Linked DNA regions of Mus musculus: region 2 is linked to region 1. A link is a loop called in an ENCODE intact Hi-C map of the cell type or tissue named here. Cell type or tissue: left cerebral cortex. All regions are shown on one strand.

Region 1 (8,000 bases):
TATAATTGTACCTAATATTGAATATCCTTAGATAAAGCCTACACTTGTAGTTTTAAACTTACTACTAAAAATTATTACCATGAATAATATTTGTAAAGACTTGGAAGTTCCTTAAGAATTAGTCTATCAATAAAACTTGGTTCTGTTGTGTTAAAGGATTTTAAGGATTACAATGTTTGAGTTGGTCATTAATATTATTAAAGTTTAAGTGGGTTTTGGTTTGTGTGTTTGTTTTTTTAAAGAGTTTAAAGCCAATTGGGCATTTGAAAGTCACTAAGAAACTAAAGAAAAGATGCAGTATGTTGCGTACCAATAAAAATTTGAAAGGAATTTGATTGTAACAATTCTCTTATGTTACTGTGATTTTACATGAGATGAATTGGGTCAGTGTGTCCAGTGCACTGAGTAGTGGTGGAAAGATCTTCCTTCTTGTTTTACAGCACACTAAAAAGGCTTCTCTTTTTCCATGAGCACAACTTGCTTTTGTTTTGATTTTAGTGTATTTATAGTCAAGAGAAAGTTGCCACATGGAAGTATAATAGTACATTTTGGTTGTTTGATTCTCAGCTACTGTTGATGTTCGCAACTACTACTGCCACCTGTTCAGTAAATACCAGGTGAAAACCGTGTTTGGTTTTATTCGATGACAGAAGCTCTGAGATTGGAAAGAAATGTCATCAAATATATTTTAAGGATAAATATCTTAGTGAATTTGTATTTGTAAATACAAAGTTTGATATTAATTACTGATTATTCAAGAAAGTTTACAATATTTTTTAAATAAAGGAACCACTGATATGAAGCAGACAGTTATAAACAGTATTTTGAACTCAGAAAAATTAATGAGTGGAGTATATGCCAGAAATCATGTTTTACAAATAAGATATTATAGACTGATAGTCATAGCTAATTTTTTTTTTTAACCATGTTCATCATTAAGAGTATTTTGCTTTTAATTGTCATTAATGATTTTAGGGCTGTGCTTCCTGGAAGTGGTATTATCCATTCCATTATGCACCATTTGCCTCAGACTTTGAAGGTATTGCAGACATGTCCTCTGAATTTGAAAAGGGCACAAAACCGGTAAGCTTCAAGTCAATGAGAAGTAGGAATTTGAATTTCATAATAATTGGGAGTCTTTAACCTTTCCCTCTCTTGCAGTTTAAGCCACTGGAACAACTAATGGGGGTTTTCCCAGCTGCAAGTGGTAACTTTCTACCTCCAACATGGCGGAAGCTCATGAGTGACCCTGTAAGTCTTAGTGTTTTCAAATGTGTTAGGAACATTAGGCAAAGTTGACTTTGCATGTCATAGTTTTAAAAAGCTGAAATATGCAAAGAATGTGTTTTTTGCTTTTCACTGCATAATGTGGTATTCTGTACTTTCTTTGTCTCTGAGTTTCCTACCCAGTAAATAAAACTGATTTGTTTTCAATCTACATGTTATTATTTTGAGACAGGGAATTACTATGTAGTCCTGGAACTCCCCCTGTTCAAGGCTGGCCTTGAACTCAAAGAGATCAACCTCTGACTCCCCAGTACTAGAATTAAAGTTGTGAGTTAATCACACCCTGCATAATGATTTTTATTTCTTTCAACCCTATGAGAACTTTAAACATTCTATCTGACTTACCTAAAATTAACTCTAAGCTTGTTCTTTTGTGCTGGTTACGTAGTGAGACCCAGCCAGGAGGTAGGAAATGTTGAGTAACTAAACCTTTCACTGCCTGCATGTAGTCCATAACTATCAGTTCTAAAACTCTTTTCTTTGTTTAAAGTTATTTCATGTTTTTTGAGACAAGGTATGTGGCTTTTGTTTTTGATTCTTTTACTTTCTTCCTGAAACAGGATTCCAGTATAATTGACTTCTATCCTGAAGATTTTGCTATTGATTTGAATGGGAAGAAATATGCATGGCAAGGTAAAATTTAGATATCATTCCTTTTTGTTTGTTTGTTTGTTTGTTTGGATTGGGGGTTTCTCTGTGTACCCCTGGCTGTCCTAGAACTAGTTCTTTGGACCAGGCTGGCTTCAAACTCAGAGATCTGCCTACCTCTATCTTCTGAGTTCTGGGACTAAAGGTGTGCACCACCATCACCTTGTTTGTTTACAGTTTTTAATGAAGTTGATCAATCATGACTTACAGGATAAAAAAAACTCTGGAAACCATACTTTCATAATTACATGTGAAAAGTAGATATAAATATTCAATCATAATCATCAGTGATCAATAGTAATTCTAATAGTAAAATATGGTAAGTGGTAACTTACTGAAATAGGTTAAAATAGTGTTCTTTGTGAGTTTTTCTTCAATCAGTAACCCCTTGCCACCTTTCAAAACTGCTAAGAAAGAAACACAGTCATGCATGTTTGGGGTTATGGAAACTTGTAAAATATATAGTAGAAACTTAACAGTTGACATTTTATGTTTTGCCCGTTCTTTACATTCCTTATGTGAATAGATTATGTGGGAAAGCAATTTAAAAATTCACACTAACTTTAAGATGTTAATCACTACTCAACAAAAGTTGGTCATTGAGTATAACACACAGTAAAAAACACTTGCTCATCAAATTCTCCTCTGACACTTTCTTGTGCTGTATCCTTTTTTTTGGATACTAAGCTCAGAATTGTGAGGCAGAGGGGGCGTATCATCAATTTACAGATTGAAGGGCTAAGAAGTAGCTCAGTGGGAGATTATTTACCTGGCATGCACAAGTGCCTTTGATCCCCCCCCAAACCTCATAAAACTCATCACTCCCTCTACCCCTGGTCCCTGCAAAATCAAAACCAACAAAAAATGTACTGTAATTGGGGGTTAGCTTTTGGTTTAAATAGTAGTGATAATTTCTTATTACTTTAATATAATGATACTAAAAAATGCATCCAATATATTGGGGCTATTTAAAATGTGCTTTGGTCACATGTAAATGGATTAGCGTCTCCAAAGGCTTTTGAAGGAACTTTGTAGAGGATGATTTAATTAGAGAAGCAGTGAGGAAATGGAGGGCTAATTAAAATAAGTTAATTAATAAGTAAATCTATTTGTGTTTATTAAGTACATAATTCATTGCTTGCTTAGGTTTACAAATAAACAAGTAAATTTTTAAATATATAAACATACAGATTGCCAATTTATGTAATCATAGTTATTATAGTATTTATATCAATAACAATAAATCTTCTCAATATAGTAATTTTAGGAAGAAGATAAAATAATGCCCAGTGGTTTGAATTTCTTCATATCCTTGCTAATATTTTTCTCCTGGATTTTTTGTTGTAGTTGTTTTGGTTTTTTGAGCTACCCTAACCACTATGAAATGGTAACTCACAGTAGCTTTAATTTACATTTCCCCACTGGTAATGATAGTGGGCATGTTTTCATGTGCCTTTGGGGTACTTACATCTTTAAAGAAATCCTAGTCAAATCCTTTAGGTTGTGTCGGGTTTTAGTTGTTGCATTAAAATTTATAGCCTTTAAGCATTTGTTGATGATTTTTGTGTATTTCCTTCAGTTCTGTGGTTTTCTTTTCCCTTGTTCTGGTGTCCATTAATGTCAGAAACGATTACACTTTGGTGCTCTGCTTTATCTGTTTTGCTTGTCTTTGTGTAACCAGGGAATCATTTGCCAAGTCTAGTATTGTGAACCTTTGCATATTTTCTAGAACTTTTTATAATTTTAGCTTTTATATTTTAGTTTTCAGTCCTATTTTGACTTAATATTTGTATATGGTATAAGATAAGGACCCAGTCTCATTCATTCATATGTGGATAACTACTTTTCTATGAACCAGCTGTTAAAAAGGCTTTTTTCTATTGAAAAAAGCTACTAATCTAGTCTTTATGTCTGGTTTTATCCCAGTACCATACTGTTTTAATGATATCTTAGAGTTATATAAGCCTTAACACTAGAGCTGGGCAGATGTCAACCATTTATGCCATTTTGTCTACTTCCCGTCAAAATCCCTGAGATATTATTTAACATGTTTCACCTGGGCTGCCCCTACTCCAACAGGCGGGCCTTTCATAGTCATGTGCTCACAATCTACCATACTCATGGTGCCTTCTTCCTCTCCTTCCTAGTGTCCCTGCCTGAGAGCCCACGCCCTGCCCCTTCTCTTCTGCCTAGCTCAGGCTGTAGACATCTTTATTGACCAGACAGGGATGACTTGAGGGCACGTTTGTACAACAAAATCTGGTATTTGTGAGGATCTCCTCATTGTGGAGGCTCTCCTTGTTGGTGAAGGGGGCAACCAGATCTTGGGGTACAGAATTTAGCATTTGAATACAAGCAGCAACAGACCAATCCCCTACTAGGACTTTTCTAGGATATTTTGGGTCTGTATTAATTAGTTAGCACTGTGACAAAATCCTTGACACAAGCAGCCTTAGAAAGGAAGGGTGTGTTGTGGCTCATGCCTCCAGGGACTGAGCCTAGCCCAGGGGAGGGTGTGGGAAACCAGGGGAAACCAGCTATCTGGTTACTGTCATTGAAGTCAGAAAGCAGAAGATGAATGCCAGCTCCTCTTCTTGTTATTGGGGACTCTTGCCAGTAAGAGAGATCTTCCCACATTCAAGGGGACTCTTCCTCCTCAGTGGGAACACTCACGTATACGTATATCCCAGCGTATATCCTCAGTGGGAACACTTACGTATACGTATATCCCAGCGTATATCCTCAGTGGAAACACTTACGTATACGTATATCCCAGCGTATATCCTCAGTGGAAACACTCACGTATACGTATATCCCAGCGTATATCCTCAGTGGGAACACTTACGTATACGTATATCCCAGGAGGCCCCAAAGCCAGTCAAGCCGATGGTAAAGATTAACCATCACAGGGTCTCTTAGAAAGTTTGTTCTAGGATGGCTTCAACGTCAGTTTCTTACTTTTTATTTTATATTTTATGCATCAAATTACATTAATATTTTCACTTATACTCCACCCATAGTCCAAAAATGTCAAATTTAGTACTATTAAGAAATATAGTTTAAAACACAACTTTAAAACTTAGTGGAAGCAATGTTAATATATTAGTTGGTAAAGCGTTTACCTGGGTTGATTATACCTTAAAATGATAGGAAGAGAAATGTAGTTGTTTAAAAAAAACAAAAAACATTTTTGACTGTGTATACTTTGACAATATATATTTAATAGCAATACTGGGATTTTATACAATTTGTTACATGTTATAGTTTTGATTACTTTATGTTTTATATATGAACAGACAGCTTAGGTAATTTTGTCAAAGTTTAAGGATGACAAAACCAAGATCTAAACCTAGGGAGTCAGACTCTAGATGAGCTCTCTTGAAGTGGCTGTTACCACAGTACCCAGTGCCTGGGCTGCTTTGGGATGAAGAGAGGATCAGATGGGGCAGTGCATGGAGCTCAGTGGTCAAGGAGGAGTGCTCTGTTCTTCCTCTGCTTACTTCCAGCACATTGCTGGTAACCATTTCTTCCTGCTCCAGGCCACGAACGTGATTTGCTCTTTGGTGATTTTATTACTGTCAGAGGCACTGCAAGCTGTTTCCTGATTAGATTCAGCTTCTGGAATTAATATTGTAGGAAGTTTTGTTATAGGAAAGCCCTACAGAGCTTTCTTTAAATCCTAAGTCAAATGGGTAGAAAATAAAAGATAAATAATGATTTGGGTATTTGTTGGTATATTTCTCTCAAGTGTATGACTCAACAAAATTTGAACAACTTCTTTCCCTGTGTTTGCTAATAATTGAATTAGCCTTGTCTAGATTACAGGTGATCATTTCTTTTAGGCGCTGCAAAATTTATACCAGAACTTAGATTCTTTTATTGCAGTAAAATCAAATGCTTCTTTACTGAGAAAATAATAGTAACTAAGTTAGTAATGTTTGCTTTGGAAACCTTTTCATTTCTTAAAATTTCAAATACAGTAGTTTGTAGTAGTGGTTTTTTTTTTTTTTTTTTTTTTTTTTTAGAATTGTTTAGTTCTATTTCACATTTGTTGTTACTTATTTTTAAGTTTTATTTACCCCAAATACTATTTTTTTCTGAATTCCAGAATAACAAAGATGTGGTCCAGTAACATTTTTTTAGTACTATGATAGACACTATATTAATGTCTCTGAAAATGGTAACTGTAGGCTCAAGTGAAATAATGCCTTTAATTCAGCACACTCGGGTGCCATTTCCAGCCCCGACAGGAACAGTCTGTTCTGTTCCCAACTAGTAGTAAGTTATTTAGGCCAAGCTCTAAAGAATGTTTGCATGCAAATTAATCAGATTAATTATAAACAGAGTATTGTAGAAGCTTGGAAATTAAAGGGACCTTTCCTGTAGTCTGGAAATAGAACTGGGTATGTGAGGTAAATTACATCATTTTACAAAGAATCGGGAAGGCCAAAGGACAAGCTCAAGCTCAAGGAAGATGAGCTAATAGTTGGCCTGAGGGCATTAGTAAGGTGATAGCACTGCAAGTGTGTAAAGTATGGGGGCATTTTTGCCATTACCACCACATATGAAAATATTTACATTTGAGTTTTGGATACATGACAGAGTTCAGTTCTATTTGCTAGATGTTCATTTGAAACAGTGAACTGAAATCAGGTGATTGTAATGGTCAAATGGTTGTTTTCTCCAGGTGTTGCTCTATTGCCATTTGTGGATGAGCGAAGGCTGCGAGCGGCTCTAGAAGAGGTGTACCCAGACCTCACTCCAGAAGAGAGTAAGAGTCACAGCGCCCACTTGATCAATGTGGAGTCTGTCCAGCACAAACTTCATTTCTGTATAAAAGTAGACTTTTTTTTTCATTTGGAAAGTTTCTCATATAGGAGGCATAAATTATTGATTTACCTTTTATAATAGGCAGTAACTTTCCTTCTTAACCTATTACCTGTAAATTGAGTACTAAATAATTATCATTTTAAATTCAAAAGTATTTACTAAATTTGTTAAAGATTAACAGTTCATCTGGGCTTTGGTGGCATAATCCTGTTATTCCAGCACTGAGGGGAGCTAATGCAAGAGGATTGTTGAAAGTTAAAGTTCAGCTTGGGGTACAGGATGAGACCCTCAAAAAAAGTTACAGTTCAAGAATATCTCTTGAAGTATTCTAGGAACAAGCAGGTAACATATCTAATGATATACATTTTAAGCCAAAACTAGTGGAAACATGAAAGTGCTCACTTTTTACTGATTAAAGAACAATCATCAAGAGGATGCTCGTATTCTAAACCCTCAACATAAGTGCATCCAGTTTGATCCAATGAGTACTGCTAGAGATAAGGCCACAGATTAGCCCCAGCAATCCTGACCAAAAAAAAAAAAACTGAATTAAATCACATTCTAGATCAAATGTACTGAGCAGATAATTCAGAGGACATTCATCCCATTCAGACTATAGAATACACTTATTTCTTAGCAGACCATGGAACTATCTTTAAAATAGATGATATATTAGGATACAAACCAAGTCTTAACAGATAAAGGGAGATAGAAATAATTACTTGTATTTTGTTTGATCTTGCAGTCATAAGACTATAAATCAACAATAAGAGAAACCATAGAGCATCCATAAACTTGGCGATTAAACAAGACATTGCAGAACAATGACTGGTCCTTGAAGAAACTAAAAAGGAAATAAACATTCCTAAGTTAATTAAAAAAAGAATCCCCTTTGACTTTTTGATTCTTAATGACATCCACACACATACTACTGCCTCTTAGGAAGGCATTCCTCATTCTCTCCGTCTGCTTTCTTCCAATTATCATTCAAAGGATTAACTCTTCTTGAAAGAGTTGAGTAAGACAAGCATTAACTCCTAGAGGGCTAACTTGAAATGTTAATCTGCATAAAAAGTAGTATCTTATAATTATGGCAGAGTATTTAGATCGCACAAATTGTCATGCTGAACTCAGTTTTGAAAATTTTATAAAGTATAAATATAACAAATTTAAGAAACTATTGATTCATTTTTAGTTTTCCTTAGAGAATGTTTATGTCTTAAGCAAGAAGTCAG
Region 2 (8,000 bases), 1.1 Mb before region 1:
CTCAAAAATCTGCCTGCCTCTGCCTCCTGGAGTGCTAGGATTAACTAACTAGTTGGACTCAAAGACCAACCTTTCAAGGAAGATCTTTGGTGTTCTTAACACTGTGGCAGATGTTTCTATGCCCAAAGTAGTGTTTCTATTCTAACAGCTAGTAGCCATCTCTAGAAAACTAGGAATAAAATGTGCTCTTTACTGCTACACTGTGAGCACTGGACAAATGCTTTTTAAGCCCTGAAACAAATGGAACATAACCCATTTCCATTGTGCATGTAAATACTAGTTAATCATATCAAGTGTAAGAATGTCATCAAGAGTTTTGATATTTTTCTTGAACATATATAAAATAGCCTGTAGTGGGTGCCTTTAATCCCATCCTGCAGAGGCAGAGAGATCTCTTGAGTTAGAAGCCAGACTGGTCTACATAGTGAATGCCAGGTCAACAAAGGATATCTTGCTTTTGTTTGGTTTTTGGAGATAGGGTTTCTCTGTGTAGCCCTGGCTGGCCTCAAACTCAAGAGATCTGGCTGCCTCTACATCCTGAGTGCTGAGATCAAAGGTGTGTGTACCACCACTGCATCTTGCAAGGAAGTAGTTTTAACAAAAAAAGTCCTTGTAAGGTTTTTAAACTTCTCCTTGAAACCTGGCTGTGGCACACACCTTTAATCCTAGCACTCCAGGAGGCAGAGGCAGGCAGATTTTTGAGTTTGGGGGCAGCTTGTTCTACAGAGCCAGTTGCAGGACAACCAGGACTATGCAGAGAAACCCTGTCTCAAAATCATAGTATGACAGGCAAACAGAATGCTAATTATGCTTGTTAGGACCCATTTCCTGTTTATTTACGTAATTACTAACCTCTCTTCCCCCTCTAGTTTCTGAGGTTTCATCGTTTTGTGTGTGTACATAGATATACATTATATTCATGTCTTATTCAGGTGTACACACTAAAGCAAGAATTTAATTTTCTACAGCAGTCACCAGAGGGCACAAGTTGCAGAAATAAACTGTTATTTATATAAGAATTATGATACACCAGGAGCCAGGATGTTTGACTGAAAAACAACTATTATTCATTAGGTGCAGTGTATTTTGTAGCAGCCTAGAGAACTGAAGTGAGGGAAGCAGCAAAGCCCCGTAGAGTGTTTCACGCAATCAAAGATTCAGCCTCTCTCTCTCCTGGAAATTTACACAGCAAAGGCATGTAAGACACAAGGGAAGAGGATTGGGAGGCAGCAGCCTGCTGTCACAGACAGAAAACAAGAATGCACAAGTTCCTAGAACTAAGTGAAGATAAAGGTAGAAAAAAGTATTGAAATTGGCATCAACAGCATTATATGCTTCAGAAAAGTCTAAGCAAAACCTCCTGAGTATTCTTAACCTTTATAAAACTTTATGGGACCAACAGATGGAAAAGGGAAATGCTGTAAGTTTTGTAACTGACCTCAGAGCAAATATAATCATATCCAGAATCCTACTCAGGGGTTTTGAGGGTATTGTTAATATAGAATACAAGGGAAGAAGAACCAGCAACAAAAATGGCGAAATATTCTTCAACAATGGGCAGCTCTGCCCTGTCAGGTCCAGTGTGCAGCACAGACTGTTGGCGCTAGAGAGCAAGCAGCAGATGAGAACATGAGTAATGTGTCAAAGGTCTTGGCGGGCCTGAGGCCGCACTGGATATCAGAGTGGGAAGGTAGAGTTTTCAGTAAAGATGGTGGGACAAGTGGATGGGCAAAATGTTCCCCTGCTTGCTACTTTACTACACACAGACTCCAGATTTATTTATAACATGGGCATGGAAAAGCAACAGAGTATAATATGAGAATCTCCCATGACCTCAGTGTAGATACCTTTTTAAGCAGGCTGTAGACAATGCAGGGGAGGCTCATTGCTCCACTTAGTAAAAGTGGAGTAGCTTTGCTCACCCAGAGATTATATTAACATCACATCACAATATGGTGTCTCACACACACTAGGATTGGACTTGGAATAAACAGGTTTGAATTTAATCAAGCTAACTGTGCATATACCCATGACACAGCAGTGGGGTCCCTAATTAGATACTGTAGCATGGATGCTCAACAAAGTATCCATAGTAACATCCTTCACAATAGAACTAGAAATATTTCCAGAGGACCATGAGCAAGTTGTATATTCATACAATGAAAGGCTAAACAAAGTGAAGAGAATAGCTCGAGGCTCAGTACTGACTGGGGTCACTCACAAAGCAATCCCCAAACTGAATATGCTTATATAAAACTCACAAACAAAATTAAATCTTAATAGACAGTAAACAGGGAGATAATAGCCTAGACACAAAATCAGGATGTGAAGGCCTTCGAAAGGAGGTAGTCACCAGCATCCTACAACAGCTATAGTTGGGTCCTCTTTCTGTATTATGAAATGGTTACTCTAAATTATAAAATGGTTATAAAAGATTTCTACTGCAAGGTTGTTACTTGACACCAAATAGTCAAAAGCCAAGGCTGGCCTTGAGCCCATTATGTTTGTAGCCCAGGCCAGCCTAGAATCCACAGTTCTCCCCCTTCAGTACCAAGTCCTAGGATTACAAGCATGTGATTTATGCATGGCACTAGGATTTCTAAAGATGTATGCCAGATTGCCTAGAGTTCTTATAGTTTTAACATTTCCTTTTTTCCTTTTTTCTTTTCTTTTTTTTTAAAGAAAAGGTGGATTTTTTGTTGATCTCTTCGTAAGAGTATCCAATCAAGTTGCCGTCAACATGTACAAGCAGTTGGGTTACAGTGTCTACAGGACAGTCATAGAGTACTACTCAGCCAGCAATGGGGAGCCTGATGAGGATGCCTATGGTAAGCTTCCTGCTGTGCCAGGAGAAAGTCAAAATAAGTTATTTCCCCCACAAGCCTAAATAAATTAATAAATTCAAAGAAAGTTTGCTATTGGTTGCTTACATTAATCTTTGCTTCTTAACAGATATGAGGAAAGCACTTTCCAGGGACACTGAGAAGAAATCCATCATCCCATTACCTCATCCCGTGAGGCCTGAGGACATTGAATAACCATAGGCAGTGGTTCTTAGGCAGGTGTTCCAGACAGTTTGTGGACATACTACTTTCATAGGATGATCTTGGAGCTCTATTAGGAGGAAAGTAAGCATTTAAGTCTTAAAGACTTCAAAAAATGCAGGCTATAAACTTCAAATCTCATCCTTCCAATGAGCAATAGCATACATGTTCGAACTGTTTGCCATAGTAAAATTCAATCAAGGCAGCTAAGTCAGAAGGACTCGTTCCACTATCATGGTTGACAGTACATGCCAAGAAAAGACTCCCTCCATCCTCCTCCTAAATCCTGTGCCTGAGAACCACTGCTGCACATATATAAATATATATATATTTTATTTTGTATTGATCTGTTAATTGAAGCTTTAAAAGCATATATGAAATGTATAAATCTGAGATGTATAGTAAAACATTGTTGACTATGAATGTTTTCTGGAAGTTTGTTGTCTTTTAATCAAAATTATGGACGGATCTTTGTTTAGGATGTGGTGCCTCTTGTTTTGACTTTTTTATATAAAACCTTTTTAAATGCACATCTGTAATCATCCCTGTCTGACATACATGAGCTCCCTTCTTACTGGGTTCCTACTGTTGGTCTCTGTTAACACTGCTCAAACCTCTGAATGTGAGACTTTAAGGGGAAACAAAGTTTAACTCCAAAAAAAATCATGTAAAGATAGGCAGTAAAGAAGTACTTAGAAAGGCCAACGTAAAACGACCATTACAATGTACGTTATGTTGGCATGCTTTGCTTTTCTTTTCTTTGAGATACCATTTTGCTACATTCCTGGGCTAGCCTTAAACTCAGCTCCCAGCAATCCTCTATTTAGCTCTCAAGTGGTAGTTGGGACTACAAACATATATGTACCAATGCTCTTGATTTAAAAGCTTTTACTTTAGAAAGGTCTTATTTTGAGATAATAAGGTTGAAGAGCATGAATTCTTTGTTCTCTCATAAAGGAATAACGTTCCCTTCAACCTATCACACCGCCTGTGCTTGTTAGGAGTGGACTCTGAAGAGCAAAGTCACTAATTTTTGTCTTCATGTGCACAAGCAACATACTCTAGGAAGATGGCTTAGTTATGGAACTAGCTAGCATTCTGAACTGCTTTCACCTCCATCTAGGATCTGCACTAACTCAAAGGACGTTCAGTGGCAGATTCTTCCTGACCAGCACCCTTGGTATTCAATGAAACTCAGGCTAACGTCTGAGCCTAGTGCTGGTCTGGTGGCTGAAAAGATCTGTTGCTTACCTACTAGTAGTACTGTTTTCTTGTAACTTTTACAAAATTATTTTATTTTCAAGACCCAATTTAGTAATATTATTGAGCAGCTTTATTCCCTTAGATGGATATACTTAAATTTAATACTCAGTTGTTTACTAATGGTTCTTTTAGGTAGAAACCAGTCTTGAAAGAACAGTTCTAGGCGTTGAGTGGTTAAAAAAAATGGCTATGAATTACAGGATGAGTAAAACCATGCCTCCAAGATTAGGCAAGTGCTATTTTAGTGTGAGCAGAGCACCAACAAGGATGTTACTGTCCAGTGCCAGTGCCTTCACTGAGCACACAATCACTGTGGGCTTTTTGGACTCCTGTTGTTTAATGACAACTGTTAAACATCAGTTGTTAGAATTCACACATTCTGAGGCATGTTGGGAGATACATAGTTTCTAGGCAACTATAACTGCAGAATTCACAAAGCTTGGGACTGGCAGTAGTGCAATGGTGAATCATACTTAACACAGACATTTACATAATAAATCCAATAGGACACTGCCTCAGCATCCGTGAATGCAGGCCATTGTTTTCTAAACAAGCTACTACAAAACTTAACTAGTTTGAGAGAAAAACTGAAGCCAAACTAAAATGTTCCTGACAAAGACTTGGGGTCAAAAAATACAGTCACTATAAATCTGTTCAGATATTCAGAGAGAAAACTAGCCCAAGTCCATTTAATTCTATGAGAAGTAGACACATGATGCTAAAAGGCAGTAGGGGCAGGGGAAGGTGTGCTGTTGGAACAAGATTGACATCAGCATACTCCTTTTCTAATGGAATCATCAAAATGAGGTGCCACCATACTACTGCTTGTTTGAGAAAACTGAAAATCAATGGAAACGTACAGCCACCACATGGAGGTGTTAGAGTTGGACTCCAGTTTTGTGGTTTTAGAGACATGAAATCTAAAAGTTTCAGATTCATGAACACCATCATGATAAACCTGTGTCTATTCCTGGAGAATGGACCTTGAACACTGAGTTTAGTCTGCAGTTCGACCCAACGTATGTGCTAAGCACATGAACTCCATCTAACAAAGACAATAGGAGCAAATGCTAGAAATGCTCGGACTCAAGTAACAAAACTTAGAAAAAAATTCTTTTACTTGCAGTTTCTCACCCATAGTTAAACCCAAGAGCATTTTAAAAAATAATTCAAAGATGCCAAACAACTCCTTACTGAGTAAATACATAAAAACATTTAGGAGTCAAAGTTCTAAACTGTTCATTTATAAAAAGCAATTATAACATTTAAAAAGATGAGGATTCACTCTCATCAATGTCCTTATCTGGATCCTGTTCGGCAGCTTCTCTTTCCTGTTGCTGTTTCTTCCACAGCTTGGCCATGGCCAGGAGCTTGAGGTTAGGCTGGTTGGCAGCATCCTCTGGGAAGATGTAGTCATAGTATTCTTCCCACCCGGCGTCAGACTGCAGAAATAAGTACATGAGGTCAAAGGTGAGCAGACAGAAGCTGGAGCCTGCTTCATTCAGAAGGCAGAAGAATGAAGACTGTGTCTGGGGAACCTAGAGTCTCAATTCAACCATGGTGCTGTGGAAAGTAACATCAGATCCTGCCGTAGATGGAACAAAGGGCTGAGCCTAAAGGAGTGACTGAGCCACCGGGCAGATGAGGTTACTGCAGCACTACACTGGCTCAATGAGAATGAAGGACCAAGTGGGAGGAAGCTAAACATCTAAGCACAGCGGCTCCACGGGCAGTGCCTCCACTGCCTAAGACACTCAGTGCCTCCACAAACCTTGCAGTCGTACATTTACAATGTAAAAACGTGTGTTTGAGGGGCTAGAGGGGTGGCTCAGCGCTGAGAGCACCTGTTGCTCTTACAGAGGACTCAGGTTAGGTTTCTGGCACCTGCATGGTGGCTCCCAACCACCCAGTAGCTTCACTTCTAAGGGGTCCAATATCACTTTCTGATCTCCAAGGACACCAGGAATGCATGTGGTACACATATACCCATGCATGCAAAGCATTCAAAATAATTTTTTTTAATTTGAGTTTTTACTTAATATTTAGTAGCAGAGGCCACATAGTGTGTAGTATTTGGACTCCTAGCTCTTCTCAGTTCCAACTGAGCATGGCTATTATTTCTAAATATTATCTTAAAATGGAGGCTTTCCTCATCTCCTACTTTCCACCCCTCAGGTCCAGGCTTTTAAAAACATGCACTAGATCATCTTCAAGCCAAGTCTCTCAAGTCCACCCTTATGAGATGCTAGCATTCTAGACATGTGTAAAGGTCTTCAATGATTCCCACCAAACTTGCTCTACCCTACAAAGCCTCAGGATTGGTTTCCCTCTATAAGGTGAAGCTCCCCCACCCCACCCCCATTCAACAAACAGCAGCTTCATATAGTTCCTAGACTCCACCTTCACTCAGAAGGCTCTGCCCCTGCCCTGTCCTAGTAGCTGGACTACAAGGGGCTCCTTATCCAGGTTGCCTGCATCTGCTTTGAAAAATTCCAATAGTACTCCAAAGCACAGATTGCAAAGTCAGATGCATTTCTACTCCTTTGACATGGGGGGAACAACCCCGGTACTGGGCCCTTACCCCATCGTCGGCCTGGACCTTTCTTCTCTTCTTGACCTTTTCTGGCATGAGTTTGTCTACTCTCTCCTTGTCTGATACTGTGCCAAATTCATCTTCAAAACTTCTCCAGGATTCCAGCAACATAAGCCTCTCTTCTTTTTCTTCACAGTTTCTCATGGTTTTGTTAGCTTCTTCATAAATCTGTCTGCATTTAGCCACACTTCCTTCTTTCCCAGACGATAACTCAAACTGAGCAAAACTGATCCATACCTTACCAAAAAAAAAAAAAAAAACAGAACAAAATTAACCATGTCAGTCACCCAGAAGAAACAAACAGAGAACATAAAGTTAGTTTCTCCAGATCATGATGTATCTACTGATAATGAATCACAGATTGATACATTGAGCATACGCCTCAGTGTCAGTGGAGAAGCAGTCTTCTGCTTTTAGATGTTAGATGTAGTTTTTTTTTTTTTTTTAAGATTTACTTATTTATTTTATGCATATGAGCACACTATAAGCTGTCTTCAGACACACCAGAAGAGGGCATCAGATCTCATTACAGATGGCTGTGAACCACCATGTGGTTCCTGGGAATTGAACTCAGGACCGTTGGAAGAGCAGTCAGTGCTCTTAACCACTGAGCCATCTCTCCAGCCCCAACATAGTTTTAAAGTTATAGAAAAAACTTCTTTAACTCTGTGATGCCCAAGAGATGCATGGCAACATAAACAATGATCTGGCAGGTCTAAGCTTAGTATTTGTAAGTCCTCTGGGAACAACAGACTCTAAGAACAAAGTCATTTAAAATAGTTTGTCTACAAACATCAAAACTGCTGTACAAACAAAATGAGAGACTATTTAAAAAGTAAGGATACCTTGACATGCTGTGTTCGCTGAAGCAATTGTCGGTAAAGGTTTCGTGTTCTTTCAGTTTCTTCCTGCTCAATCTCAAAATCAATATATGATTTCCAAAGTACCTAAGAAAAATAATGAATCAATCTTAGCATTAAGAAAGCCACATGCCCCTGTAGTTCAGCCATCCTGATCTATAACCAGGAATAAAGACTTTCACTTAACAATTAGATTGCATGTGGATAGATGGTAATACTAGCATTTAGAAGCTTGCCAAA

Evidence for each region. Hi-C counts contacts between places; a loop is a spot of excess contacts. Peaks named below come from ENCODE experiments on the same cell type or tissue, not always from the same donor. Only the 100,000 strongest peaks of a DNase experiment are listed, where the experiment ranks them.
Region 2: a loop joins it to region 1, with 4 times the contacts of the local background. A loop is called at or near these places in 4 of 42 quality-filtered maps.

Annotation. Positions count from the first base shown.
Region 1 is chr2:147,041,013-147,049,012 of GRCm38, forward strand. Xrn2 (5'-3' exoribonuclease 2) reads left to right here. Exons shown (of 30, transcript NM_011917.3): 18 at 976-1,083; 19 at 1,162-1,251; 20 at 1,848-1,920; 21 at 6,623-6,706. Among named protein-coding and RNA genes, the nearest start is that of Xrn2, 32 kb to the left of the region's middle. In left cerebral cortex, no CTCF peak of the experiment used is centred here; no DNase peak of the experiment used is centred here.
Region 2 is chr2:145,912,852-145,920,851 of GRCm38, forward strand. Naa20 (N(alpha)-acetyltransferase 20, NatB catalytic subunit) reads left to right here. Exons shown (of 6, transcript NM_001141965.1): 5 at 2,683-2,828; 6 at 2,953-3,574. The coding sequence ends at 3,038. Crnkl1 (crooked neck pre-mRNA splicing factor 1) reads right to left here. Exons shown (of 14, transcript NM_025820.3): 12 at 7,746-7,847; 13 at 6,889-7,137; 14 at 4,631-5,749. The coding sequence ends at 5,573. Among named protein-coding and RNA genes, the nearest start is that of Naa20, 14 kb to the left of the region's middle. In left cerebral cortex, no CTCF peak of the experiment used is centred here; a DNase peak (open chromatin) is centred at 4,716.